Linked DNA regions of Homo sapiens: region 1 is linked to region 2. Evidence: chromatin loops called from intact Hi-C (ENCODE). Cell type or tissue: CD4-positive, alpha-beta T cell. All regions are shown on one strand.

Region 1 (2,500 bases), 1.6 Mb before region 2:
GTAGGCAAATAGGCAGAGCAAGTATTTTAGGGCTGTACAACTATTCTGTGTGATATCATAATGGTGGATACATGAATTTACACATTTGTCATGTATCCACCATACACCGTACAGCACCAAGAGTGAACCCTCATGTAAACTGTGAACTTTGAGTGATAATGATGTGTCAATGTAGAGTCATTGACTGTAACAAATGTACCATTCTGATGTGGGATGTTGATAGTGGGACAAGGCTGTGCATTTGTGGGGATAGGAGGTACTTGGGAAACTTCTGTACCTTCCACCAAATTTTGCTGTGAACTTAAACCTGCTCTAAAAAATAAGGTTTACTTGCTTTTTAAAAAATGCTACCAGGTGCCAACCTGTCTTCCTCTCTAGCCCCTCATCTCATCACCATCATTAACACACACACACACACACACACACGCACACCATTCAAATGCAACCAGGTGCACTCCAGCCTCTTTCTCCAGCCACACTGAGCCAGCTGCCATTCTCCTTCTACCCTGTGCCTTTGAACCACTGATTCTCTGCTTGAAGCCCCCACTCCCACACTGCCAGCTTTTGTTTGACTATCTTCAACATGATTTTCAGTCTCAGCTCATATGTCATCTTTTCACTGATAACTCTGTCCAAGGCAGATGCTCTTTCTCTGTACTTCCAAATCGAAATCAGAGTTCCTTTTGCTAGACCAGCATTTTCTGCCTTGCACGGTAACTCTCAGCTGAAGTTTCTGTCTCTCACACTGTCCTGAGACATGCCACTGGTTCAAGGGGCTGTCTAGGTGGTGCCAAACCTCATACAGATCCTGGCACATAGCAGGTGCCCACTAAAGGCTAGCTGAAATTTCAGGCACTTGAGTAGTGAGCCATGACCCGAAGGCATTGCTTCCTATCTGGGCGACCTTGCCTACTCTAAGCTTCAGTTTCCCCATTGTTAAAATGGGAAAGAATGATAATAAGGGCAATGCCTATTTCATTTGGTGGTTGTGAGGACTGAGTTAATATATATGTAAAATTAACAAATGTAAACAAGAAAAAAATAGCCTGTGGAGGAGGTAAGCTTCTGTAGGCTTCTTCTGAATTGCTTTGGCTTCCTCTGCTGCACATAAAAACAAATGATGTCACTGCCTTGCCCTCCCCCAACCCCACCAGTGGTTTCCCATCACTCTCAGCATCACACGCACACCCTCCCTGCAGCCTAATCTGCCTCCCTGATCTCATCTCCTACTCTTGGACCCGACACTGCGGTAGCCTCACTATTTCCTGCTTTAGGACTTTGCACTTGCTTTTTGCTCTTCCTGGCATACACTTTCCTTTTGAGATCCACATGGCCATCTCATCTACTTCAGAGAGATCTCAGTTGAAATGTCTCCTCTCCAGGACACCTCCCCTCACCCCCAACCCCTATCACAAGGAGCACCTTCGTCACACTTTACCCTTTTATGGTGCTTGATTGACCGGCTCATTGATTGCAACACTGATTACTAATGAATTTTCTTTACTGTTTGCCTCTGCCAATAAAGCAATAGCTCCATGAAGATAGGAACCTGGTTGTGCCCATTGCTATTTTCCTGGTGCTTGCGGGCATTCAGTAAATGTGTTGGGAAAATGAATGAATGTATGAACAGATGAATCCCCTGATACAATGGGAAAGGCAGGGAAATTATCTTGAGTTTCTTTTGGACTCCATCCTCCAGTTCTGGAAGCTTACCTGTACCCCAGAGCCAAGAGAATGACTAAAAGCATGAAATCTGGGACCACCAGCTCCACAGTTTATTTGCTATGGCTGTGGGCCTCAGCTACTTTGCCTGTATAATGGATCTAGTCACTCCATCTACCTCAGTAGTGTTGGGAGGGATGAAAGAACTGATACGAGGAAAGCCTTTAGCACAAGGCCAGGCACATACCTTTGTTAGCTGCTTCACGTGGTTAATACTATAACCTGAGAAGCTGCCCTCATCCTTTCTGTACCCACCTCTTCTGAATATGAAAAAAAAAAAAATCCTTATTTAAATCCATGGTTCCTTTGATGGTACAGCATTTGTATCTTTGCCCACGGCCCCATCCCCTAAGGATGTCTGCCCCCAAATAAAAGTTGTCAAACATTTTAAATGGTATTAAATTGTCCAGAAAATGGGAATGCCCAAAGCAGAGAGTCAGTCAATCAGGATTATTTGAGAGCTTCAAAAAGACAGAAGGAAGCCATTATTAGGTTTAAGAATATTGCATTCCACCTCCCACACAGCCTTTATCTAAATCTTCATTTAATTGGCAGCCTTCAGCACTGTCAGAATTGCATTCTGAGAACCAAGAGAAGTTTTCAAACATTCACACAATGTTATATGCTTGGCTCAAAACAACTCAAGGGGAAAGAACCATCTCTTCTGCAAGAGATTTGGGGATGCCCTAAAGCTGATGCTATGAGAGTTGGGAAACCGACCTTGAATAAGAAACCAAGACCACCATGTAAGTGTCAGCCAAAGACACTGTCCAGAGGT
Region 2 (2,500 bases):
AATATGCAAGGTCTTGCACTGTTTCCCAGGCTGGAGTGCAGTGACACAATCATAGCTTACTGCAACCTTCAACTCCTGGGCTCAAGGGAGCCTCCTGCCTCAGCTGGGATTCCAGGTGTGAGCCACGGTGCCCAGCTGTTTTCAATAGATCTGAAGGAAGACCAAAACAAATTGTCAACTGATAAAACATTTAAATGTTTTTGGTTAATACTTACTAGCTTGAGATACAATAAAACCCCTTTTATTTGCATCTTCCTATTTATGTGAACAAGGTACCTAAGCTTACACGTATGAAAAAAGTTGGAATAGAATTATAGCTGAATCCGTCTCATTGGAGCAATCACAGTGCTAGAGAACTTAGATACCAAAATTTTTTTTGAGACTTGAGTTTTGCTCTCCAGGCTGGAGTGCAGTGGTGCCATCACAGCTCACTGCAACCTCCGCCACCCGGGTTCGAGCCAGTCTCCTGCCTCAGTTTCCCAAATAGCTGAGATTACAGGCGCCCGCCACCACACCCGGCGAATTTTTGTATTTTTAGTAGAGACACGGTTTCGCCATGTTGACCAGGCTAGTTTCGAACTCCTGATCTCAGGTGATACACCCACCTCGGCCTCCCAAGTGCTGGGATTACAGGCGTGAGCCACCGCGCCTGGCCTAGATACCGGTTTTCTACAGCAGAAATAGTCACACTTTCTAAAGCAGAAGGGCTTTGGAGTCAGACCCGAGCTGGAGTGGGGGATGCTTTGCGATCTCTCTTCAGCAAGCTGTTGTTTTAGGGACGTGGGGCCACCTTCCTTTATTTGTATAAAAGATGCCACTGCCCACTTAAGAGCTGTGCTGCTCCGGGCCAGCAGTTCAGCGAGTGCCCGTCGGCCTGGTGCTGTCGGTCACGTAAGTGGGCTCTTTGAGGCTCACAACGCGTCCTCCCTGGACGTTCTGGGCCTGTTAAGTTTGTGTCCGTGGGAAACGCTCACGGCGGTTCCCCAGAGGGCCGAGGGAGAAAAGTGAGGACGTTTCTGGCCGCCTGGCATCTGCTAAATATCCTAGCAGGCACAAGGGCTCCCCAACGGGACTCGCCGACCCGAGAGCCCGGGTGGGCCTCAAGCCCCGCCATCTGAGACCCTCCGTCGCTGGCCCTTCCGGCGGCAGCGCCCGGAGCGGATAGGAGATGCCACGAACCGCCTCGCCAGTGCTAGGCTTTGTTGGGCTACGTCACTTCCGCCGCGGTCCCGCCCCCAGCGTGGTCGTAACCCAAGGCAACGGCCCATCCGGCAGCGACCTGAGTAGCTCTTGCCAGTAGGCCGGGACTAGCTGTCTCGGGGCCTTCCATCCGCTTGGCCCCACAGGTAGGTGTGAGCGGCCATTTCTCCACCCCTGGGGCAAGGCCCGGGACCACTCCAAAGGCGACAGAGCGAGAGTCCCTGCCTCGTTCGAAAGGAAGCGAGAGGGAGCGAAAGGCAGAGGCACTATGTGCCGGGGCTTCCCCAGAGCGGGCGGGGTCTGGGGAGGGGCGGGGCCTGAGGAGGATCCGTTGGGAGCGGAACCCTTTAAGGGTGGGTAGACGGAGGACGGGGAGGAATTCGAACGGGCAATCCAGAACGCTTTTCTGAATGGGATAGTTTGAAAGAAGGGCAGGCGTCTTTGTGGCACGGTAGGAACTGGCGGAGGAAGGGGAAGAGCTAGATGAGGAAAAAAGGCTTATGGCATAAAGGGAGGAGCCTGATAGAGAAAGGGGTGTGGCCTGCAGGAAGGGGCGGGGCTAGATGAAGAGGTGGAGCCGAGCGTGATGCGCCTGGGCTTTAGGGGTGGCAGGTGGAGCGCGTGTGTTTGATGACTTGCGCTTTGCTGTGGACTGTAAGCTGTGTGAGAGTAGAGAAGACGGATGCTGCTTTAGCTTTTTATTCTCAGTGCTAGGTACTTAGTGAATTCATTAATGTGAGTTGAAAAAGGGGAAGAGTTTGAGACTGAGATTGGAATAGATGTGGTCTGATCGGGAGGGATGGTGTAGAAACTGCGCTCCTTGGCATCATTCTGTGAAATACTTGAGGTTCCTGTGACCTGTAGGCATATAATAAGCAGAAGGCACATATAATTAACAAGGAGGATAAAATTTATACTCTTGGAAATATGAACAAATTGTGCAAGTTGGGTGGCGCGGGTGCTTAACTTTCAGACAAAGGTTCAGCTCCTTCCAGTGTGTTTCTAAATGCGACTCCCAACTCATTTTCCTGTAGAAACTGTGTCACAAATGATCAGGATGCCCAGGTCAGTCTTCAGGACCTATTTAACTGGTTCATGTAAGTGAAGATTGGTCCTGTATTAAGAAACTTAACTTCTGCCATGGCTAACAATATTTCTAATGATTATTCCTTCATTCAGCATAGGTTGTTAAGGAGCCGACCCACAGGAACGTTCATTCAAATTCCAAATGAGGCTGCCAGAAACTCATCTTTCCCTGGTTGGAATTTAAGATTCCTTTAAACCTATAGCTTGTAGGAAG

What was found. Hi-C counts contacts between places; a loop is a spot of excess contacts. Peaks named below come from ENCODE experiments on the same cell type or tissue, not always from the same donor. Only the 100,000 strongest peaks of a DNase experiment are listed, where the experiment ranks them.
Region 1: a loop joins it to region 2, with 16 times the contacts of the local background. A loop is called at or near these places in 2 of 110 quality-filtered maps.

What each region holds. Positions count from the first base shown.
Region 1 is chr16:82,654,239-82,656,738 of GRCh38, reverse strand. All of the region lies in intron 1 of CDH13 (cadherin 13), which reads right to left. Among named protein-coding and RNA genes, the nearest start is that of CDH13, 29 kb to the right of the region's middle. RefSeq lists silencers at 1,037-1,086, 1,021-1,315 and enhancers at 2,219-2,268, 2,060-2,500. In CD4-positive, alpha-beta T cell, no CTCF peak of the experiment used is centred here; a DNase peak (open chromatin) is centred at 1,168; H3K27ac peaks cover 2,500 bases.
Region 2 is chr16:81,075,982-81,078,481 of GRCh38, reverse strand. C16orf46 (chromosome 16 open reading frame 46) reads left to right here and starts at 1,244. Exons shown (of 4, transcript NM_152337.3): 1 at 1,244-1,346. C16orf46-AS1 (C16orf46 antisense RNA 1) reads right to left here. Exons shown (of 2, transcript XR_007065137.1): 2 at 1,884-2,058. RefSeq lists enhancers at 162-820, 933-982, 821-1,481, 1,573-1,712. In CD4-positive, alpha-beta T cell, no CTCF peak of the experiment used is centred here; DNase peaks (open chromatin) are centred at 1,261 and 1,771; H3K4me3 peaks cover 1,628 bases; H3K27ac peaks cover 1,640 bases.